4 separate regions of the Homo sapiens genome follow, and all the other regions are linked to region 1. The links are chromatin contacts, found by Hi-C or POLR2A ChIA-PET in ENCODE. All regions are on one chromosome and are shown on one strand. Each heading gives the region's core, a stretch centred on a gene start or an enhancer-like site at or near the end of the contact. The rest is flanking DNA. Distances are from core to core; before and after follow the strand shown. Region 1 holds the start of NAA40 (N-alpha-acetyltransferase 40, NatD catalytic subunit). Region 2 holds the start of PLAAT5 (phospholipase A and acyltransferase 5). Region 3 holds the start of PLAAT4 (phospholipase A and acyltransferase 4). Region 4 holds the start of PPP1R14B (protein phosphatase 1 regulatory inhibitor subunit 14B).

What was found. Hi-C counts contacts between places; a loop is a spot of excess contacts on that map. ChIA-PET counts read pairs that join two places held with the same protein, here RNA polymerase II (POLR2A). Pooled maps may share reads with other maps.
Region 2: a loop to region 1 is called in a map of ovary, with 4 times the contacts of the local background. The contact joins the promoter of PLAAT5 here to the promoter of NAA40 in region 1. A Hi-C loop is called at or near these places in 1 of 168 maps with a recorded cell type or tissue (ovary) and 5 of 50 pooled maps. POLR2A ChIA-PET finds 5 or more read pairs at or near these places in 1 of 52 experiments (HCT116).
Region 3: a loop to region 1 is called in a pooled map, with 7 times the contacts of the local background. The contact joins the promoter of PLAAT4 here to the promoter of NAA40 in region 1. A Hi-C loop is called at or near these places in 5 of 50 pooled maps.
Region 4: a pooled map shows a loop between it and region 1 (9-fold over the local background). The contact joins the promoter of PPP1R14B here to the promoter of NAA40 in region 1. A Hi-C loop is called at or near these places in 5 of 37 single-sample maps with no recorded cell type and 11 of 50 pooled maps. POLR2A ChIA-PET finds 5 or more read pairs at or near these places in 3 of 52 experiments (H1, OCI-LY7 and activated T-cell).

Annotation. Positions count from the first base shown.
Region 1 is chr11:63,936,079-63,941,885 of GRCh38, forward strand. It overlaps NAA40 (N-alpha-acetyltransferase 40, NatD catalytic subunit), which reads left to right and starts at 2,924. Exons shown (of 8, transcript NM_024771.4): 1 at 2,924-3,024. The coding sequence starts at 3,019. RefSeq lists enhancers at 1,927-2,427, 2,666-2,805 and silencers at 2,526-2,575, 2,836-2,915, 2,845-3,030.
Region 2 is chr11:63,489,017-63,494,823 of GRCh38, forward strand. PLAAT5 (phospholipase A and acyltransferase 5) reads right to left here and starts at 2,151. Exons shown (of 6, transcript NM_001146729.2): 1 at 1,871-2,151; 2 at 1,227-1,317. The coding sequence starts at 2,018.
Region 3 is chr11:63,533,737-63,539,543 of GRCh38, forward strand. PLAAT4 (phospholipase A and acyltransferase 4) reads left to right here and starts at 3,072. Exons shown (of 4, transcript NM_004585.5): 1 at 3,072-3,141; 2 at 5,780-5,807. The coding sequence starts at 3,133. RefSeq lists enhancers at 1,224-1,313, 2,971-3,020.
Region 4 is chr11:64,243,357-64,249,163 of GRCh38, forward strand. It overlaps PPP1R14B (protein phosphatase 1 regulatory inhibitor subunit 14B), which reads right to left and starts at 3,587. Exons shown (of 4, transcript NM_138689.3): 1 at 3,060-3,587; 2 at 1,848-1,931; 3 at 1,574-1,606; 4 at 1,123-1,466. The coding sequence starts at 3,317. The coding sequence ends at 1,398. PPP1R14B-AS1 (PPP1R14B antisense RNA 1) reads left to right here and starts at 2,510. Exons shown (of 2, transcript NR_135087.1): 1 at 2,510-2,733; 2 at 4,597-4,858. FKBP2 (FKBP prolyl isomerase 2) reads left to right here. Exons shown (of 6, transcript NM_004470.4): 4 at 95-141; 5 at 485-520; 6 at 612-776. The coding sequence ends at 673. It overlaps LOC114841035, which reads left to right. Exons shown (of 6, transcript NM_001370414.1): 4 at 95-141; 5 at 485-520; 6 at 612-776. RefSeq lists enhancers at 1-352, 5,025-5,672, 5,673-5,807 and silencers at 3,261-3,440, 4,161-4,300.

The DNA of each region.
Region 1 (5,807 bases), core at 1,674-4,173:
GCCTGCAATGCCCTTTCCCCAGACGTCCTCATTACTTGCTCCCTCACCTTCAGATCTTGACTCAAGTATCACCTCATGTTTGCCTTTCCTGAGCATCCTAGTTAAAACTATAAATCTCTCTCTTTTTTTTTTTTTTGAGATGGAGTTTCATTCTTGTTGCCCAGGCTGGAGTACGACGGTACAATCTTGGCTCACTGCAACCTTTGACTCCCCACTTCAAGTGATTCTCCTGCTTCAGCCTCCCGAGTAGCTGGGATTACAGGCATGTGCCACCACACCCAGCTAATTTTGTATTTTTAGTAGAGACAGGGTTTCTCCATGTTGGTCAGGCTAGTCTTGAACTCCTGACCTCAGGTAATCCTCCCGCCTTGGCCTCCCAAAGTGCTGGGATTACAGTCGTGAGCCACCGTGCCCGGCCTTTTTTATTTATTTTATTTTATTTTATTTTATTTTATTTTATTTTATTTTTCGAGACAGAGTCTCGCTCTGTTGCCCAGGCTGGAGTGCAGTGGCACGATCCTGGCTCACTGCAAGCTCCGCCTTCCGGTTCATGCCATTCTCCTGCCTCAGTCTCCCGAGTAGCTGGGACTACAGGCGCCTGCCACCATGCCCGGCTAATTTTTTTGTATTTTTAGTAGAGATGGGGTTTCATGGTGTTAGCCAGGATGGTCTCGATCTCCTGACCTCGTGATCTGCCTGCCTCGGCCTCCCAAAGTGCTGGGATTACAGGTGTGAGCCACTGCGCCAAGCTTTTATTTATTTTATTTTTTTTTGAGACCGAGTCTGGCTCTGTTACCCAGGCTGGAGTTCAGTGGCGCTATCGGCTCACTGCAACCTTCACCTCCCGGGCTCAAGCAATCCTCTAACCTCAGCCTCCAGAGTAGCTGGGACCACAAGTACACGCCACCACGCCTGGCTAATTTTTTTTTATTTTTAAATTTTTTTGCAGAGACAGGATCTTACTCTGTTGCCCAGGCTGGTCTCAAAGTCGTGAGCTCAAGCAGTCCGCCCATCTCAGCCTCCTAAAGTGTTGGGATTACAGGTGTGAGGCACTGCGCCAGGCCACAACTATAAATCTTGACCTTCCCTGTGCTCTCTCCCTGCTTTTTCTTCCTTCTAGAGCCTGTATCATTTTTTTTTTTTTTTGAGACTCTCTCTGTCGCCCAGGCTGGAGTGCAGTGGCACAATCTCGGCTCACTGCAAGCTCCGCCTCCCGGGTTCACGCCATTCTCCTGCCTCAGCCTCCCGAGTAGCTGGGACTACAGGTGCCCGCCACCCTGCCCGGCTAATTTTTTGTATTTTTTTAGTAGAGACGGGGTTTCGCTGTGTTAGCCAGGATGGTCTCGATCTCCTGACCTCGTGATCCGCCCGCCTCTACCTCCCAAAGTGCTGGGATTACAGGCGTGAGCCACCGCGCCCGGCCGAGCCTGTATCATTTAACTAACTATGTATATTACCTATTTATTTCATCTATTATCGGTCTCCTCCTTCTAGGATACAAGGGTGGTGCCTATTCTGTTTCTTATTGTTGTTTTCCTTGCTGCTTGGAACAGTGCCTAGCATACAGTAGGCACTGGATAAATGTTGTTGAGGCCACCACTGTACTGAGCACTAAAGTTGGAATAATGAGGCTAAGCACAGTGGCTGACGCCTGTAATCCTAGCACTTTGGGAGGCCAAAGTGGGAGGATCGCTTGGGCCCAGGAGTTTGGGACCAGTCTGTGTAACACAGTGAGACCCCATCTCAACAAAAAATAAATAAAAATTGAGCTGCGTATGGTAGTGCACACCTGTAGTCCCAGCTACTCAGGAGGCTGAGGCGGGAGGATCGCTTGAGCCCAGGAGGTCGAGGCTGCAGTGAGCTGTGATTGCACCACTGCACTCCAGCCTGGGCGACCGCGAGACCCTGTCTCTTAAAAAAACAAAAAGATGGAATAATGAGCAAAACCTGAAAAAGTCCATGAAGCTTAAGTGTTGGGCAGCATTTCACTAATTTTCGTCTTGAAGCATTTCACTAATTTTCGCTCCCTACCTGGGGAGCACTAGGAAGTGAAGACTCTGGCTCCACCCCTGGAGATTCTGGGGGAGGTTGGCAGAGGTGTGCACACTGCGGAAGCGCCCCCGGCGGTTTGGATTCGGGTCACGTGCGGGTCACTCCGGTGTGCTGGGGATGGGTTGAAATTAAAACTTTCCGGGATGCCTGGTGTTCACGCTAACAGCACTGTCCACTCTCTCCTAAACAGTGCTTACGTGCCCGTCTCCCCTCTAAACCCTGAGGTGTGGCGCTGAGATGGCACCTCGCTCCTCTCTGTGCCCCCTGGGCTCAGCACCGCGTAGATGCGAGTTAATTTTTATTGAGAACGTGAATGAATGAGGGGGAATGAATGGTTAGAAGACGAATGAATGAGTAACAGGACTCTGGTTAGAAAAGGAATTTCAAGAGTCAAGATCTGGAAGGTGGGAAAGTTTCCAAAGACTTCCGCTACGCGCGCTAGGGCTCTGGAGGGGCAGGTACTTTAGAGGTCGAGACGCGATTGGCCGCCTGGGAAGGTGGCTGTGCCGCCGGCTGCTACGCGCGGGGCCAAGGAGTCGCTGGCCGCAGGGGAGGTGCTGCCAACCACCCGGCCCCCAGCGGCGCGCGACTCACGGCCTGGGTGAGCAGCCAGGCCTGGCGCCGCCGTTGCCATAGTTACAGACGCAGCCCTGCGAGGGGGCGGGCTCTGGCCGCACGTCATTCCCGGCGCGACGCTCCTCCGCGCTCCCGCCTCCTCCTGGTCGGAGACCCTCGGCCAGCCTAGCGGGCGCTCCACCTGCGCGCCGGCTCACCGCTGCCCTGCGCCGGTTCTGCGCCGGCGCGGTACGAGGGCGCGCGGTTGGGCGGGGGGGGGGGGGGAAGCTGCGAGGCGCATGCGCGTTGCAGGGCCGTCCGCTCTGCTGCCGCCGCTGTTGCAGCCACCGCCGTTGCCGCCTCCCTGCCGGCAAGTGTGTGAAGAAGAAGCTGAGCGTTGTCGCCGCCGCTATGGGGGTGAGTGAGGCAGAGAGAGGAGATGGGAGGTCCAGGGGCGCTCCTCGCTACCCTCGCCCCCTTTGTTCTTAAACCCCCCTCTCACGTGACCCCGACCCCCTCCAGCCTCACGTGACCCCTGACCCCCACATGACCCGACTCCCCCATTCTAAGGGTCCCTACGCTAGGCCTAGCCCGGGAATCCTCTGGAGAGCCCCTGGTCCGGGGCCCCACCCCCTCGGCGCCCCCAGCGTCACGCCCGCCCCTTCCTGCTTCGCGGACCCGTTACTGGCCTCCCCACCACCGTCCCCCGCGGGGACCCTGGGGTTAGCTTCCCGCTCCCCCAGGGTCACTCATCACCTGGCTGTCACCAGCTTCGTCGCTTTTCACATCCGAGGTCAACCCTGGCTTGGAGGGAATTGAGGCCCAGAGGAAAGAAGGCGCCTAGCCAAGGTCATATTGTCGGGGGCGTCAGACCCCACCTTGGGCCTCCCGAATCCCAGTCCACTGCCCTTCCCGTTACTCGAGTCTCAGCGAAGCCGGTTCCCCTACACTCTTTCGAAACCTCTCCACCAGGTTCCTGCTGCTCCTGATAAACACAGCCTTCCTTTCCCATAGACTCCTGCCTTCGACGCCTCCTGGTTGCAATGAAATGGTTCTTACGACCGCTTGGGTTGTTAGGGGTTTTGGTAGTGCAGGTGTTTTTTGCAAGGGGAGGGCTGTGCAGGTGTGCGGGGAAGATGCGGGGAGGCGGGGGCGGCGGCCCAGCCGCGGATGGATATTGACCACTTGTTCCGTGCCGGCAGCCTGGAGGTGCATTTTAGTTTACTTTCCCGGGATATAGGGTAGGGCAGAAGTTATTTGCAAGTTTCTGTGCGTTCACCTTACTAAGTCTCAATTACAGCAGTATCAGTCACCCTCCTAAAAAGATAACGCTTTTCCTAGTATTGGCTGTATTCTTTTTTTTTTTTTTTTTTTTTTTTTTTGATATGGAGTTTTGCTCTTGTCGCCGAAGCTGGAGTGCAATGGCGCGATCTCGGCTCACTGCATCCTCCTTCTTCTGGGTTCAAGCGGTTCTCCTGCCTCAGCCTCCCCAGCAGCTGGGATTACAGGCGCCCGCTACTATGCCCGGCTCATTTTTGTATTTTTAGTAGAGACAGGGTTTCACCACGTTGGCCAGGCTGGTCTCGAACTCCTGACCTCGTGATTCACCCGCCTAGGCCTCCCAAAGTGCTGGGATTACAGGCGTGAGCCACCACACAGGCCTATATTAGTATTTACATGGAATTTCCATCACCTTAAGGGAACCCTGACTTTGGAGCCCGAGGTACCTCACTTCCAGCCCCGTCTTCGCTGCTGGTGGTATAATAGTGTGCCAGTGAGTTGGCCTTTATGTGTTTGAATTTCCTCACCTCTGTAATTGGGATGCTAATACCTCCCCCTTAGGGTAGTAGTGAAGATTAAGTGAGATAATGGATGTAGATTGCTAAGGAGGTGTCTCCTAAGTAGTGGCTGTTATTTTTGTCTGTATCCTCAGCCTTAACTTTACTGATCTAAAATGGATTTGTGCTATTTTTAACCCATTGGGTTTGTCCCTACTGTTGTTAACCTAGTTTTTTTTTTTCCCGTCACTCCACTATTTATCGACTGAACAAATCAACTTATTAGACAAAAATAGTTGTCTAATCCGTGTCAAAACAGTCATCGTGTTTTAACAAATAGTTTTGGGTATTACGTACTTCATATGTAGAAAACCAAGTCTAGAGACCTTAGGCATATTTAACCTAAATTTTGGTGAAAGGTCCTAGACACAGCCATTGTTGAAACTAAATGAAACCTGTGTCCCTTAGTAACTGTCTAACCAGAAGCAGCCACTGCGGATTAAGCAGAAAACAAGAAGTGTAACATGCCGTTCTAGTTCAACACTTCCTCGTTGGTTGGACTGAAATAGCAGGCCCTCAACACCATAAGACAGGGTGAAGGAAAAAAGAAATATGCCCCAGAGATTCTGCGATCCTTGCTTCCTTTAGGGCCTCAATCTTATACTTTACAGATGTGTTTCTCACATGAGACCCTACAAAGTCTCTTCTGGCCTAAAATTGACAGTAAGAGAGACTTGAATTCTCCTCCCTGAAACAGCTGGAACCGTCTCATCACCCTCATTCCACAACTGTGGGTGCTGGGGAAGTCATCATTCCTTGTAGTTACCCTGTGGCAGAGCCTGGCCTCAGGCTGAGTGAGGCTTCAGATGGAGCGCTTTCTCTTCAGTTGCCACACACGTGTCCTAGTTGCCACATTTGTGTCATCTTTCAGGAGTTAGAATTTATATTTCTCTTGCTTCACCAAAAACAGATTCTTTTTGGATATTGGATAGTATATGGGGTAGAGACATTGATACTGAAAATCTAAGAGATGCCAAATTCTTTTTCTGAAAAGTGGCTCCTCCTCCCATCTGGATGTTTCTTTTCTTTTCTTTTCCTTTTTTTTTTAGACAGAGTTGTGCTCTTTTTGCCCAGGCTGGAGTGCAGTGGCACAATCTCAGCTCACTGCAATCTCTGCCTCCCAGGCTCAAGTGATTCTCCTGCCTCAGCCTCCCGAGTAGCTGGAATTACAGGTATTAACCATCATGCCTGGCTACTTTTTTCTGTTTTTAGTAGAGACGGGGTTTCACCATGTTGGCTAGGCTGGTCTTGAACTCCTGACCTCAGGTAATCCACCCACCTCCGCCTCCCAAAGTGCTGGGGTTATAGGCATGAGCCACCGCGCCCAGCCTGGGTGTGTTTTTTTTAATTTGTCTTTATGAC
Region 2 (5,807 bases), core at 901-3,400, 450 kb before region 1:
TTTCATAATTATTGGAAAATCTGTATTACAGATTTGTGATTTTTAAGATGGCTTTTGGTTTGGAGACTGTAGGGAACATTTCCCCCCGTTTGTTTCTGTGAACCCATTAGCTTTCATACAAAAGAATTGCTGTTTGCTGGTTTTCTGACAATTGTTCAAATGCTAATGATAGCAAGAAGCAGTTTTGGGGGTTTTTATTTTTTAATTTGCTAATAATGTCTTTTTAATGTTTATCAAAGTGATACTTGCACATGGTTTCCAGTACATAAGAATTTATAATGAAATGCAAGGAGCCTTCCTCCTTTCCCTTTTCATCCCAGCCCTACTGCCCAGAGGCAAACCCCTTGAACTCTTTCTTCCAATAATTAGCCCCAGATTTCTAAGAAAGCTTGATAAGCCACAACACTGCAACTGCAAGTAATATGAATGAAATCAGTATATTTCTCCCTTGAAACAAAATGTTACAGGAGAGGACAGAAATGAAAGGCAAGAATATGCTTTCAAGCATATTAAATTAAGGTAGTATAGTAGAGTAAAATACTTCGAAGCCAAAAGATCTAGGTTTGAATCCTAGCTTTCATGATTGCTGTCCCACCTTGAGCTAGTAAATTAATGTCTGACTCTCAGCTTGATTATCTTTAAAAATAGAGATGAAAATGTGTCTCACAGTGGTCAAGAAGGTGAAAGGACACAGCACATGTAAACATCTGGTATACCACCAACTCAGAAATGACTTTTTCTTTACCTTTTCCCATGCTTTAAACTCTTCTCCAGAAAAAAATAGTGTGTGGGGCAGAGGGGACACCCCTCATTTTCAGTAGAGCTCCTCTCCAAAATTTCAGCCCCTCGGAATTTTTTAAAGCAGCAATCATCATGTTGTTAATGAAAGTGAATTCAGGAAATCTGCCAAAGGCCGACTCATTGTTCACTGATTAGTGAGACCAAGGACAATACTGTAAGCCTCCTGCTAAAGCCATTCATTTCTCTGGGGTCTAGAGAATGGCCTTGTGGCTAGAAACAGCTGCAACGCATGCCTGTGGCCAGCAGGTCCCAAGCCCAGTACCATCTGTTATCACCCAGGATCACACCAGCCTTCCCCTTGCTGGGTACCGGCTGGCTGGTTCACACAAAAACCACCTCTGGGTTTGTTTTACAGAACTGCATTCCAAGTCAATTCTCCAAAAGATTTCTTCCACCCAAAGACCCCAACCTTACAATCTTCTTACCCTTGCTGGATGCTTCTGCCCTGTTCTAATGTGCCCGGCGGAGGCTGCTTGGCTGGGAGCTGGACCAACGCTGCGAATCCCACGGATTCTTCTAATTCAAGGGGGGAAATGCTATTTAGACCTGTGAAAGGAGAGTTCGAGCAAGCACCTTGACCGCTACGGAGAGTGGGCTCAGAGCTCTAGTCTAGCATCGTGCCTGGCCCCTGGTTAGGCCTCAGAAAATCTTGGGATGAATGGAGAGGGTTGTGGAACTAGGTGCTGGAGCGGGTTCAGTTCCTCTGCCAAAGAGAGACTTTGGGATTCCTGGGAACGGAATCGGGGAGAGGATGAAGAAGGGCGCCTCGCCTCTATCCTAAGCCCGATGGGAGGAACCTCTGCCGAGCCAGAGCCGGTCTTAACACCACCCTCCGGAGCTGCCACCACTGCCTCACTTCCATATGAGATATAGCGGGAAGGAGGGAGTGGCTGCCTGGCTCGCTTTGATTAGCTTTATAACAAGCGGTCGTTCTGAAATACTCGCTCATGATGGCTAACAGACAACACAATCGCCAAATGTCTTAAGAAAAGGAGCTTTGAGGGTAACCGCCCGCTGGGACCTGAAGGACAATTGCGGATTGTCCTTCAGCCGCATTCTTGGGGCTGACCTGAGTGGGGCACAGCTGAACGTCTGAGCGCAGGCGGCTGGTCCTTGGGCCCGGTACTGGCGGTTCGCGAGGCGGGTTTGGGGAGGGGTGGGGGAATCCTAGGGAGGCGGAGCGCGTACTCCCCCTCGGCGCCCGGGCTCAGGCCCATCCCGCCTCTGCGGCCTCGCCGGCCCCCAGGCCTTGCAGGGGACTACGCCCCTGGCGAGTTCCCAGTCGGCGCGGCCCCTGGTCGGCGGAGCCGCGGAAGCTTGGGCACTGGGGGCGGCTCGGGGAGGAACCGCGGAGGGGAAAGCGCCGCGGGCTGCAAACGGCAGAGGCGCGCGGGGTGGCGACAGTGGCGCGGGCGCAGTGAGCGCGTCCGAGAACAGAATGGGACGAAACGGGGCGCTTAGAGGCCCGGGAATCTGTGGGTCTTTTAGGCGGAGAGGGGCGAAGGAGGTTATTCGTTTTGGGGAAGGTCATGGAAACAGCAAAGGCTCAGAGGTGGTGCCTAAAGTGGCTGGAGAAGCTGAACGGTTTGGAACAGAGGCGTGACTTGGAGGGGTAAATGGAGACCAGATTAGGAAGCCTTGGGAGGCACAATCAGGGGTTAAAATCTTGAACAATTCAGAGTTGTTTTATTTTTAAAAATATATAGAAAATGAAATCTACACTTACGTAATAGATAACTTATGAAAAAGTACATGGAATACACATGTTGCAGTCTTGCCAATGTACCTTAATGTAGCAGTTTCTCCTTGTCTGGACTGATACCCGGGATTCTTTGTCCTACTCCAAGAAAATTAAGGAACGGGACATAAGGTGAGGTGGGAGCGAAAGTTTAATAAGCGAAAGAAGAAAGCTCTCCACAGTGAGCTGAGTATGCAAGTGGATTGCCCTGTTACAGCTGAATTCAAAAGCTTTTGCAAGAAAATCTCTTATCTCTGTAGTAGTTTGAGTAACTTCTCTTATCAGTAAAGCTGTCTTACGCAGCTGTGGTTATGTATCTATGCAAGCACAAAGCACCGCCTTTTTTGTTTGCATAACTGTGGGTTTGTTTTAGGTAAGCCCCCCTCCTCCCTGTGAAAGTTCCCACCATGTATATGCCTGAAAAGGGGAGAAAACTTTCCTGGGAGCTCCCTAATTATACAAAGAACAAAAGGCTTCTGTGCTGGACCCTGTCTGCTTATCTGTGTGCAGGTGGAGCCTGAGTTTTTTACCAGGTTGTTTTATTTTTGCCTGTTGCTGTGACTTTTCAGGCAGGCCGCTTCTGCATTGAGTCTTCCCCAACTGATTTTCTCTTTCCTTCTCTCTCGCACACAGTTAGGAAACATAATGTAATTACTACCCATGACAAAACCATCCTACGTAAGAAATGGAACATTCCTAGTACAGATGCTCCCCACCTATGGATTCCTTCCTTATCCCTTCTCCCTCTGCACGCCCAACGTCTATCCTGACCTTTGTGTCTGTCATACCCTCACTTTTTAAAATAGTTTTTTAAATCGCTTCTTTGTATCCCTAATACATCACTTTGTTTTGCTTCTCTGAAACTTTATAAAAATGGTGCTATGGTCTGGGTGTTTGTGACTCCATAAAATTCATGTGCTAGAATTCTAACCCCCAAAGTGATGGTATCAGGAGATGGGCCCTTTGGTCATGAGTGGGATTCATAAGAGCCCTTATAAAGGAGGTCCTGCAGAGCTACCTAGCCACTTCCACCATGTGAGAACACAGCAGTTGCTGAGACCAGTCCCTCACAAGACAGGAATCTGCTGGTGCCTTGATCTTGGACTTCCCAGCCTCCAGAACTGTGAGAAATAAATTGTTGTTGTTTATAAGCCACCCAGCGTATGGTATTTTGTTATAGCAGCCCAAATGGACTAAGACAAATGGTATCATGCTGTTAAGTTCTCTTCTGCAATTTTCTTCTTTCAAAGTTGTTTCTATAATACATACACAGTGCTGTATAGTCCTGTAATTCATTTTCACTGCAGTAAAATATTCCACTATGTGGCTATACCACAATTTATTGACCTAGTGATAAAGCCACTTGGTGATTTGTTGGTTCTTTTTTTTTTTTTTTTTTTTTTCAATTTGGGGTTGGAAACAATTGAGAAGAACCCAATTTGTATCCTGGTGTATGCATGCAGACATCACACAAGATGTAATACCTAGGAGTATATACAAATATCCAACTTTACAATAAAACACTAGAACTATTTCCCCAATTGGTGGTCCCAATTTCACTTCTACCAGCAATGGGTAAGATTTATTAATTTACATCCTCACCAACACTTAGTATTGTCACACTTCTTGATTTTTCCAGGTGAGTGAATGTAAAATAGTATTTCACCAGCGTTTTAATTTGCATTTCCCTGATCACTAATAAAGTTGAGACCTTTACATATATTTATCACATTCCCTCTTTTTAAAAGTGTCTGTTCATGTCCTTTGCCCATTTTTCTTTGGAGTTGTGTTCTTTTTGATTTGTAGAGCTCTTTGTATATTCTTGATACTCATCTTTAGTCAGTTATACTTGTTTACACACATTTTCTTGCAGTTCATGGCTTGTCTTTTCACTTTCTTCATGATGTCTTCTGACAAGTAGAATTCATGTCTTTTCTTTTGTGGTCAGCTCCCTATCTTTTCATGAAGTCTTTCTTGCCCTGAATTCAGAAAACATTCTCTTATATTTTCTTTTTTTTTTTTTTTTTTTTTTTTTTTGGAGATGGAGTCTTGCTCTGTCGCCCAGGCTGGAGTGCAGTGGTGCTATCTTGGCTCACTGCAAGCTCTGCCTCCCGGGTTCACGCCATTCTCCTGCCTCAGCCTCCTGAGTAGCTGGGACTACAGACGCCCACCACCATGGCCAGCTAATTTTCTTTTTTTTTTTTTTTTTTTTTTTGTATTTTTAGTAGAGACAGGGTTTCACCATGTTAACCAGGATGGTCTCGATCTCCTGACCTCATGATCTGCCTGCCTTGGCCTCCCAAGTACTGGGATTACAGGCGTGAGCCACCGTGCCTGGCCAGATAGTCTCCTATATTTTCTTGAAAATGTTTTTAAATTTTGCCTTTTTCGCTAATCCATTTGGAATTGATTTTTGTATATGTGGGAGGCAGGGATCCAACTTCATTTTTCCTCATATGAATAACTGTCTCAGCATCACTTGTTGATAGTTTCCACTTCTTCATAGATGAACAAGGCCACCTCTGTCCTGCATAATGCTTTGAAAGAGCAGGAATACTGTTGACTCTATTCAGTATCACTGATAAATGTATCTGTCTTTGTGCTACTATCATGTGGTTTTAATTGCTACATCTTTATGATAAATCTTGATGTACAAATATCTCAAGATCCCTCCTTACTTATTCTTCCTCAGGAACTTCTCAACCATGCTTGAGCTTTTGCCTTTCATTATAAATTGCAAAACTAGTTTGTCAAGTTGCTCAAAATACCCTATTGGCATTTTGCTTGGAATTACAGTAAATCAATAAATCAGCTTGGCAATTTTGGCATCTTTACAAAATTGTTTCTTTCAGTTAATAATGTATTCTATCTCTCTATTGTTAGGTTTTAAAACCTTTCAATGAATTCTTCTAATATTCTTCATAAATATCTAATCTTAGTATATTGCATTTTCCCTCTACTTATTTGGAAGTTTACACTGTATTCTTTTACTTATTGCCCTTGAAATTTTAACATGTATGCTTAAGTCTAAAATTAATATCCTAAACAATCCTCTGAAACAATGTAAGGACCTTGGAACACTTTCACTCTAATCTTTCCTACCCATGCTATTTTAGTCTGCCCCTTTTTAATCCCCAATTCACATTATTATTACCATTATTATATTAGGCAGACATTCTTTTAGATTTGCCTATATGTTTGCCACCACCTTTGCTCATCATTCCTTCTTGCATCACAAACCTTCTGTCTGAGGTCACCTTTCTTCCCA
Region 3 (5,807 bases), core at 1,822-4,321, 400 kb before region 1:
GTCCTGCAATTCTCCAACACTGACCGCATGTTCAACAATCCGACTCAATTCCGACGCTAACTATCCAGAGTTAGGCTCAGCCTCCACAGGTAAAGTCTCCAGGCTCAGCAACAAATGGAGTTCCCTGGCTACTCACATTTCTACCTGGCTGACTACAAATGGTGGAGACCCCCTAAATCCCCTTTAAATTTGATAATTCCCTAGAACAACTTCCAAAATTTAGAAAACTGCTTTACTTATGATTGTCAGTTTATTATAAAGGATACAACTCAGCAACAGCTACATGGAAGAAACTAAGAAGAAACTAATATGGGGGGCAGTGATTGTGCACAGCTTCCATTGTTAAAGAAAAAATTATCTAATGATACAAGCTTGATATCCACTGCACTGGGATTTTGCAGCAAGAGAGAGAGATGGGGCTCAAACTTGAACACAGCACGGGCAAGTGGGAATTCATAGGCAAGGAGAAGCATACAGGTCAGTGGATGCAAAATTACAAAGAGGAAACCTCAGGGGCAAGAGAGATTCTGGTTAAACCACACTAACAGGATTCTTGCTGAAGACAGGCCGGGGTGATCAGACATCACCTGGAGGACAGTGAGAAGGATGAACCCGGTCAGATATTGAGGGTGGGAAGTTCCTGCTAAACTGACTTGGCAGGGTCCTTTGCTAAAATTAGATTTTACAAGGAAGTACAGATGTGCCTAGGAAGAGGTTTGGGAACCTGACTAAAATGTGGTCACACAGAGAATCTTTGCCACCATGCCCTCTCCAGCCAGGCCAGTCTCCCACCACATCTGTGTTCACCTGCCCCAAAGCTCTCCCAACCCCGTCATGTAGGGGTTTCTACGGAGGCTGCATAATGTAGACATTACTGATTAAATAATGGTGATCAGTCCCCAACCTGAAGTTATCCAGCTCTCCCTCCTCAACCAAGAGCCACCTCATTAGCATAAACTCAGATTTGTTTGACAGAGACTCCTTCTGAATAACATGACATCCTATCACTCAGGAAATTCCAAGGGTCTTAGGACCTCTGTGTCTGGAACTGGGGTCAAAGACCAAAAATATATTTTTTTATCATGCCACATAAGGCATAAATAAACTTTTATTATGCTACAAGGCATAAATTTATTTAAAAATAAAAATTTTTATTATGCCACAAGGCAAAAACCCAGACTCTGGGATTGTTGAATGCAGACTCTTGTGGGGGCCCCCTTAAAGAGTTTTGTGATCCTAAATATTTCAAAATGGAGTCACTTACGACAAGTGACTCAGCCCACAGTGAAACTGCTGAACCCTCAAAATGATAAACATAGGTATAAAGGACTGAGGTAATAAGATAACATCTGCTGTGGCCAGACACCCCCAAGACCTGATGAGAAACTGAAACCAAAAGGTGGCTGAGATAATGACCATGGACACTCCTGCAGAGGGCCATAAAAACAGCAAAGAAACTGACCACGGCAAGACACCTGTAGAAGCTCTGCCCGAGAAAGCTCTGAGGCTTCCTCATGATATCCACAGCGGTCCCTGGAAGCTCTGCCCAAACACAGCAACATCGTTCAACAGTGTTTTGAGTGAAACCCAGAGGCATGCTAACCTAAACAACAGAAATGGGGGTTTTTTGTTTTGTTTTGCTTTGAGACATGGTTTCACTCCAGTTGCCCAGGCTAGACTGCAGTGGAGCAATCTCAGCTGACTGCAGCCTGACTTCTGGGTTCAGGCGATCCTCCCATCTCCGCCTCCCAAGTAGCTGAGAGTACAGGCACATGCCACCATGCCCGGCTAATTTTTTTTTCTGTATTTTTAGCAGAGACGGGGTCTCGCCATGTTGGCCAGGCTGGTCTTGAACTCGTGGGCTCAAGTGATCCACCTGTCTAGGCCTCTGGTTGGGTGTGAAAATATGGCCCAGTTCTGGCCAATGGAGAAGGGAACAGGTCATCTGGGGAACTGTGGGAAAGACTTAACTCCCTGAAAAAAAGACAAATGAGAATTATCTTTCCCTCCATCTTTTGGGCATAGCCAGGTAAAAATGGGCCACTCAAGGCTGCTACAGCCATGGGAGTCCCTGCAGGGCAACAGTGCAGACCCAGGACCAGTGCAATGGAGACAGCCTGCTGAGTCCTTGGTGACCTTGGTGAGCCACTAAACCCAACCTGAGTCACCCTCTTCCTGCCTTTCTGTTACCGAGACAATGGGTGTCCAGGCTGTTGAAGCCCTTTTGAGTTTAGTTCTGCTTCTTGCACCCAAATGCATTTTAATGGGGCCATGAGCTCCCAGGCTCCACATGGTCTAAGGTACCCCTCACCTCCAGGGCATCCCCATGGAATGAAACACCCCCTCTGGCCTTCTCCCAAGACTTCTGGCCCAATATTTTCTGGGTGTCTTTACAAGACAATGTCCTATGGGGTGCACTGGGGATTGACATCTCCCTGCCTCCGAATGCCTCCCCTTCCTGGAGTAGGAAGAGCTGCCCAGGGTTCTTTTTAGAAGAGACCTTTATTTTGGCCAGGTGCGGTGGCTCACACCTGTAATCCCAGCATTTTGGGAGACCGACGGGGAGGCAGATCACAAGGTCAAGAGATCGAGACCATCCTGGCCAACATGGTGAAACCCCGTCTCTACTAAATATGGAAAAATGAGCCAGGCATGGCAGCAGGTGCCTGTAATCCCAGCTACCTGGGAGGCTGAGGCAGGAGAATCACTTGAACCCGGGAGGCAGAGGTTGCAATGAGCCGAGATCGCACCATTGCACTCCAGTCTGGGTGACAAGAGCGAAACTCTGTCTCAAAAAAACAAACAAACAAACAAACAAACAAACAAAAAAGAAAAAAAAAGAAAAGACCTTTATTTCTCAAGCAAGGGCAGAAATTCAGGGCTCCCCTTCGACTCTGGCTGCTCCCAAGGTGGCTTTAAAGCACCAATGAGTCCATGGCTTGTGTAAGAAATGATTAGTCCTTCCATCTAGAGAAATAGCTCCTTTTTAAACAGTTGTCTCTTTTAAACAGTGTTTAGTATTTAAGTGAGGTTGAAACAGTGTCAAAAGGAAAGTGAAAGTGAAATTCTCTCCTTCAGCATAAAAGCTGATCCACAAACAAGAGGAGCACCAGACCTCCTCTTGGCTTCGAGATGGCTTCGGTAAGTTTCCCAGGGCTTTGCATTACTGACTCTACAGCAGTTGGGCAGCTCCCCCTAGGAAAGGCCTCAGTCCAGGCTCCTGGCCTTGGGCACACAGCTCCAGAGCTCGTCTTTAGAAGGCTGTCATGGAAAACTGTATTTGTCTTTTAAAAGTGCATCTGCCCAGCTGGACAGGGAGTCCTCTGGGCAGAGTCCACCTCCTCTGCGTAACTGGCACAGTGCGGGGAGCCCGGGACTCCCATGTAGTAGAGAGCTGTGGGGTGCCGGGTGTCAAATCTACCTCAGCCTGAGGAGAAGCCAGAGTGTGGGCAGGTGGGGGACTCTGGGTTGTGGGAAGCAAGCAAATCCCAACATCGTCTGCTTCTGCTGTGACTGGGGCTCAGTCCCTTCTCGGCCCCAAACGATGCTTTCTCTCTCCTCGTTCCTCTGTGGCATCATCCAGCCTTCTAAGGTGCATTCTAATCTCAGCAGCTTTCTGAAAACTGAAATTTCTCCTCCTATCAGCCCAGATGTACCGATTGGCAGAAGCTCTAGGGAGAGCAGGCTGAGCTCGGTGGTGTGTGACTAAAAAGGAACAGCGGGGCTCAGGCTATTACTAGAAACAAAACCATTCCGGGAAGGAGTCCTGCAAATTCTGGAGGGCAGCCCACTCCAACAGCACCACCTGATCCTGGGGAAGGGCTTTACTGCTGCCAAAACAAATCAGGGCTTTTAACAGGGAGCCCAGGCCAAAGCTCATATCTCACTGGCCACCAGCTGAGGTTGCCAGTACCTTGACTGTGGTTTTAGACATTCAGCATTGCAGTTAAAAGCCCCTCTCTCTCCCCACATGGAAACCATCTCCTGTGGTGCCCTGACATACAGAGGAGGAGCTGGGAGGGAGTCCTGGCCCTGCTCCTTTCTCCTCCCTCTTCCTTGTCTATTTCCTTGCCCCATTCTACGCCAGGCCCTTCACTGGGTCCTGGAGGTGCAGGGAGGGAGGAGCACACAGGATCCTGCCTGCCTGGAGCTCACAGCCCAGAGGGGCACAGGGAGGCACAGGGAATTGCAGCTCAACTTGACCCCTGCAGAGAGCAGCAGAGGCCCCCGGGGACCCAGGTCCTAGGAGTGGGGTGGCGGGTCAGCTGAGCCAGGCTGGGGCCATCAGGGCAGCTTCTCAGGTGAGGGGGTTTGAGGGAGGGGAAGAGGAAGAGTGGCTGCAGGGAAGTGATGGAGGCAGGGAGAACCAGATGTGCAGAGCAGCAGAGACCAGAGCCAGGGCAGTAGTGAGGGGCTGGGATGTCACTCAGTGGGCCTGTGGGTGCAGAGCCCAGGGAGGGAGAGGAGGGTGAGGAAGGGCCAGTCAGGAAGGGCCTGGGAGCTGCCCACAGGGTGTGTCCTGGGCCCTGAGGTCAGAGGACGGTCATGGCCAGATGTGCCCTTGGGAAGGCCACCATGGGTTCTGAGGAGTTGGATATGGAGTGGCAGGGACAGGAGGCAGGGGCTGGTCAGGGGGTTGTGGGGGTCACAGAGGCAGGCATGGGGCTGCCTGAACCAAGTCAGTGGATGGGATATTGACAAGCACACCAACAAGGAGAAGCTTCCGGAGTCCACATTGATTGGTTTTAGTGACTGGATATTGGCATGAGGAAGAGGGCAAAGGAGAGCAGACCCCAGGTCTATGATGGGACATCCTGGGATGAGGGAGGAGGAGGCTGTCACCCACTGAGGACAGGGACAGAGAGGGTGAAAATGGAAAAATCCTCCAGTCATGAGGCTGCTATGCCCTGGGGCAGGACATGGAGAAGTGGGAAGGAGGTGAGGAAGGGGAAGAAGGTGGCCAAGACAGGAACCAGGGTGAGGGGTGTGCAGGGAAGAACCAGCTCGGCCTCCTTCCAGCTGAGTGTTCTCAGGAAAGCCCTGCCACCTCTCTGATCCTCAGTTTCCCCATCTGTGCAATGGGATGATCATGCCTTCCCCTGGGGCTGTGGAGATGGTGCAGTTATTGTAGGACAAGTTCCCACAGAGGCCTGTTCTGTGAGTGCAGAGCCCCCTCAGTGCTGGGAGCTGGGGGGCCCCACAAGACCCCACTCAGGTCCCAGCAGGATGCTGTGAGCTCCTGTCTCCCAGGGTGTCATCTCCAAGAGATAGGTGTCCTGAGGCTGGATGGGGCAAGGTCTGAGGAGGAGGTGGCTCTTGGGGCCATGGAGAGGCACAGGGCAGGAGTGATGAGGAACTGAGGGTCAGTCTGCAGAGGGCGGAGAGCTCAAGACTCACCTTCCCAGCCTTGCTCCTGGCCTCAGTGAAGGTGCTGGTTCATGCAGGCTCTTGAGTCGGCCTACTGAGGAGCATGTGTACAATGCACACATGCACACACATCTGCATCCTCAGCATGCACACACACAGCACACACATGTCACACATGCGCCCAGACGGTCCTTCTGTCTCCCATCCCACAAGATCATTCTCCAGGCTTCCAGCCCCCAGTGCCCCCACTGAGAAGAGCCTCTGAAAGTGACAGCAGGGCTGAGGATCTCATGGGGCTAGCAGCTGATGAACATCAGCAAGGCGTCTCCAGGATGAGCTGCAGCTCCCCCAGCCAGGGTCTCTGCTGTTGCCTAGAAGGCCGGGTACTCCATCTCTGGCTTTTCTGTTGCAGCCACACCAAGAGCCCAAACCTGGAGACC
Region 4 (5,807 bases), core at 2,337-4,836, 310 kb after region 1:
ACCGCCCAGGAGGTAAGCTGTGGGAGGCAAGCCCCAGGGATACAAGACAAGGGCCCTGGGTGCTGCCATGGGCTGAGCATGTGTCTTCCTGCAGGATGTGTGAGGGGGAAAAGCGCAAGCTGGTGATCCCATCCGAGCTAGGTAAGAGGCCCCTCCTGAGGGTGCAGAGCGAGTTTGGGGTGTGTGACTGGGAAGGGTGAAAGCTGCTTCAGCTTTTCATTGGTCTTCACCGTATCCATTCATTACAATACATGCCTCCTCCAAGTTTGGCTGTGTCTAGCAGTGAGTACAGGGCAAGATCATTGAAGCACTCAGCTGTAGTGGCCCCACTCTGCCCTTGCCAGGCCTTTGGCACCCCCTTCCCATCTCCATTACCCTTCTCCATTTCTGGCCTTCTTGCTGAGAGGGGCGGAACACTCTCCCTTTGCCCACACTGGAAGGGAGCTTGGCCATCACTGACTGTTTCTTTGTGCATCTTCAACAGGGTATGGAGAGCGGGGAGCTCCCCCAAAGATTCCAGGTAGTAAACCTTTTGATACCTCCCATCACCTGCAGCCAGCCCACCTCCCTGTGGCCCTGGTTGGCATTTTGACTCCCCTTCTCCCCTACAGGTGGTGCAACCCTGGTGTTCGAGGTGGAGCTGCTCAAAATAGAGCGACGAACTGAGCTGTAACCAGACTGGGGAGGGGCAGGGGGAGAGGCCCCCATCAGGGACCAGACTGTTCCAAAAAAAAAACAAAAAACAAAAACAAACAAAAAAACACTTAAAAGCCCAAGGAGTAAGCCTGTGTGTGTTTGTGGGCCCTGAGAGACTCAGAGACCTCAGCTCCAGCATACCCCACCACCTTCTCCTTTCCCGACTGTGGAGCCTTGGGGGTCTAGGCTCAATGACATGGTGGCCCTTGCCCAGAGAGAAAGGAGTGTTCCTGCCTGCCAACAGCAATACTGCTCCCCCCACCCCCACAGCTCCCCAGCCACTTTCAACTCCTGGTCTGGGAGCCAGCACTGGGCTATCGTCATGGCTACGTGGCCCTTAGGAAGGCCTGTGGTCACCTGGGGAGAAGCTGAGCTGGCAGAAGTCAAAGAGCAGTGTGCCCCCCTAAAAGAGACCAGCCGAGCCTGTTAGCTGCACCAAAGGCGTATCCTAGCTTTATTAAAGGGCCCGCGCCGCAGAGTCAATATAAAAACACAAAAAGTCCCATCAGTTTAATAACAATAAAAAACCCCAAAAGTGGAAAACTGAGGGGGCAGGGGAAGAGACCCCTGGGCCAGGGGCACGAGGAGCCCTGCTCATGGCACCAGGCCTGGCCGCAGGGTCCCCCGGTATTGCTGTTGCTACGAGGTTGGGGGGCAGCGATTGTCCTGTGGGAGCCACCGTTCTCCTGGGTCGGGGACCGTCACTTCTTCTGGGGTGTGCTCAGCTTCTGCATGCCCCGGATCTTGTCCAGCAGGCCAGAAATGAAGGCCTGGATGGGGTGGGAGGGTAAACATTAAGGAGACCAGACCCCAAGATGACAGGAGCCGGGCTCCCCTCACCCTGCCACCCCCGCCAGCCCCCCAGGAAATCTCTTACCTCTGTGGGTTTGTAACAGTCAACCAGCAGCTCCTAGCAGAGGATGGGGGAGGAAGGATAAGTGAGTCCTCAGGAGTGGGGGCCTGGAGCTCGCCTATACCCACTTCCAAGAGACTGGGGCCACCCTGAGGCACAGGAGATGCCACAACAACCTCACAGCTAGGCATTGGCCCCATTCTGTTGAGGCAGGAGCTGGGGCTTGAGGGCCTGGCTCCACAGCCTCACTTTCCCGGGGCAGTGCCTCAGGCAACCCATCGCCCCCCAGCCCCCTCACCTTGACCCTGGCAGCCCGGGCATCGTCACTCTCCATGTCCAGGAGCTCATCCACGTCAATCTCCAGTTCTGGGATCTCCTCTTCCTGGGGTGGGGGTGGGGGAGGAGGGAGAGACATAAGCCTGAGTTGGAGAGAGGGTGTGAGAGGGGCTCTGGGTTGAGGCCCCTGCCTACCTCGGAGGAACCCAGCCCTCTGCCCAGCAGACAGAACAGCAGCTGCTCTGGGGAGGAAAACAGATCAGGCCCGTGCCAAGGCAAACTGCCCAAAGCGGGGTGGGGGGGGGAGCTTCCTGTCCCTGCCAGTGGGCACGGGGGGTGACAGACAAGGCCAGACAGCCAGGGTTGGGGACCTTGGGCTGGGAACCCAGCAGATGTGTCTCCCCAACATCCGGGCCCCCCATCTCACCAGAGCACCGGTGGGTGCAGCTGTCCCAGCTTATCATACCCCCCTCCCCTCCCCCAAACACCTGTCACAGCTCCCCGGGAGTGAGGAGGAAGTGAAGGCTGAGGGGTCACTGGGAAGGACCCAGGCCTGGCAAAGAGGAAACAAAGAGCCCATGCTTTGGTGAGGGAGGGGATGCCCACCACCCTGCCACACCCTCCCCAGGAAGCCCCTATCCTGTTTGTAGTCAGCTGCATTCCAGGGCTGGGCTAGGGTAGGCAGGCAGCACCGGGCAAACCCACTCCTCCACCCTGCCCCCCGGGGCCTGAGTCACCGTCTGAACAACCAGGGAGTCATGGGGGTGGAGAAGCAGAGCCCAGAAAGCGGGCTAGCCTGCACGCACGCCAAGATGGAGCTCCAGGCTAGCCCACAGAACAGCCCAGCCGCAGCCGTCCTACCAGACCAGCACCTTGTAACCACAGTCTAACCCAGCGGGCACCAGGCGGTGAGACCTCCTGCCGCTGCCAGCCCAGGATAGCCCCCTTGCCTCTTGCCCAAGGCTCAGGCTACCCCTTGAGGCGTCTGGAGGACACTAGGCTTGACCTGGGGAGTGGCATGATGGGGGGCAGGGTCCGAGGCAACGGAGAAGGCAGAAGTGACTTAGGTCAGGCAAGAAAGAGTATATATTGGGGGCGGGAGTGCAGAGGGGAGGGGAGCGCGCGGGGAAGCAAAGCGCCCTTTGACTCCAGTGACAGGCGAGCTCACAGTGGAGCTGCCAGGCGGACCGGCGCGAGACCGATTTTGGGGTGTCGGCGCGGGGTGGGAACACACCTGGCAGTCGTAGAGGCGCGTGAGCTGCTCCAGGATCCACTCCTCTAGGTTGAGGCGCTTCCGTAGCTCCTTGCGGTCATACTTGACGGTGACCTTCCCTTGGCGCCTCACTGGGCCCTCATCGTCCGCCCCGCCCGGGCCCTCTCCTGCGGCCCCGGGGGGGCTCTGAAAGTAGACGCGTGGTCCTGGGCCGCCACTGCCCGGCCCGGGGGCCGGGGCCGCCAACGCCGCGCCCCCCGCGGTGCCGCTGTCCGCCATGGCGGCCGCCGGGGCCACGTGCGAGCGTCGGGCCCCTCCCTGCGCCACCGCCTCCGGGACGCCCGCCGGCTGGCTCGGGTTAGCTCGCCGGCTCCGCTCCGCGCGGCTCCGCGGCGAGGGCGGCGGCGGGGGCGCCCGGGGGCAGCTGCAGCATGCGGAGCCCCCGGGCTTGGCCTGGCCGCGCCCCGCCCCCTCCCCGCCGATCCGCCCGCCCTTTGTCCCCCGCGGCCGCCGCCCGAGCTGCAGCCGCCGAAGCGCTTTCTCTGTCTCGCTCTTCCTCCGCCCCCCGACCACACCCCCTTAAAGGGCCAGCCCCTCTACAGGCCCCTCTCCCCTACTCCGCCCCCGGGCAGGGGTAGGGGAGGGTCTATTCGGCAGGGGGTGGCCTAGCTGTCCGTACTCCCCAAACGCAACCTTCCAGTCCCAAACCCAGGCGTTCTAAGCGCTCAGGACGACGATTTGCGCTCACGCCAGGACCCTAGTCTTCATTGGACCCTTCCTCATTCTGTCCTCATTGAGGCCATCTGAGAATAGGGGCTATCTGAGAATGCAGGGGAGTGGACATCGTGTGCAGACAGGGAGTCTGGTGAGGAGACGCTGCGGTCCCCGATGTCCAGGTCCTCCAGCCCTCGGCCAGCGAGGAGCGAACGGGCTCCTCCGCACGGACCGACACGTGGACTGGGCTCCTGGGAAAGGAAGAGTGGAGAAGGCGGGCAGGAGCTGTCCGGGTCCCTAGACTCTCCGAGTAGCAGGTCCCACGCCCCCAGCGGAAGAAGCCGGGGCTGGGGGTGAGCGGTGGCACCCGGCCGGCCCAAACGGCCAACCCCGGGCAGCCACCGCCCACCGGCAAGATGGCGCGAGGCTCGGGCTTGTGGGAAACGGAGTCCGCTCCCGGCGCCGCCCCTCCCCCGCCCTGCGGCCAGGCCGGGAAGCGCAAAGTTGTTTGGGGCGTCCTCTGCGCCTCGCGACCCGAGTGCGCACAGAGGGGGAAACTAAGGCGCAAAGAGCTGGGCAGTGCGGGGGCCGCGACTTATAATAATAAAGGCGGTAATTGCGGCTGACCCTAGGAGCGTGCGTCGGGACCGCCGCCCAGTCGGCTCCGCAGAGAGGGCGCCGTGCCGGGGCTCCTGCACCCCCGCCCTGCGGCTCCTCGGTCCTTCACATAGCCCTGGCCCACCTCCAATAAGCCGACGGCGCATCCCATTCCCTCCCTCTATTTTATTTTCTGCATCTTTAAATGGTCTCATTCATTCGTGTATTGTCTGTCTCCCACTTCTAGATTGTGAGTGCCACGGGGCTGAGGCCTGCGCCGACCTGGTCTGCTGGTGCTACCAGGCTTGAACAGTCTTCAAATCCACTGCTATTAGGCAAATTACCTGGCTCCCGCTGAACTCCAGCACCTAGAACTATGTCACACTCGTAGTAGGCCGCTGCATTGGTTGAACAAATGATTTTGAAAGAATGAATGTCTTCCTCTGTGCCTGCATTTCCTCAGAAGGCTGTAACAAAGATTAAATAGGAAAATTCGTGGAAAGTTCAATTACTACACCACAGAGGTTAATTAAGTCGCACTGCTAGATAAAACGGGAGACGAGACTTTGAACCCAGGCTGTGTGGCTCAAACCCCCTGACACGAAGTCTCTACTCAACCTCCTCACTACCCTGTAGACACCACCCAATAAGGCTGCGCAGCTCCCGGGGGATGTTTCTGTGGAAGGCAGGCTCACCTTGTGCCACCCCAAACAGGGTCTTGGATCTGAGAGGCAATGTTTCTGCTCCAGCCCCTCAAAGACACTCTTTGGATGTTGTGGGGGGAAGCCCTCTGCAGCGGGTGGGGTTCAGAGATGGATTGGGATTGGCCCCGGGGTCACACAGCTGGGGCTGCATCCAAACTCCAACCCAGGATGTTGGGCTCCTCCTTTGCCCTATAGTCAGAGAGAAGAGACCAAGAGAAGACAGAGGCTGGGCATTGTGAAGGCAATGGGCTCACAGGGCTCAGTTCAGGGAAGGGTAGAGTGAGCTGACCCCTCCCCTTCCCGTGCCCCTCCTCCGGCCTCAGCCTCCCTTCAGCCAGTCTGGGTGCCGAGGAAGGGCTGACCCTCGCTCTTGCGGATTAGGTAGGATCCACCCTCTCCACCGGGAGCCCTATCCGTGGCCTGGCCTCCTGCCCTAAGCCTGGCCTGATAGGAGGATCACTTTACCCCAGTCCAAATTCCCCACCACACCCCACCAGGCCAGGCCAGCTCCCTCTGAACCCAAGCATTGTTTGTACCTTGAGGGTGCACACAGATTAAAGGGGGAAGACCCTCAAACAGCCCCTAATGCCCAACAGCTTCTGTGGAAGTGGGGCCTGCAGGCCATGAAGACCCCCAGCCCTAGCTCTGCCCCCAAGATGCTGTGACCCTGAGCCCTGACCTTTCTGTCTGTCCTCCCTCAGGGTTGGTGTGAAGGTCTCCAGCCATGTCCGTGTCCACAGGTCAGGCATTCTTT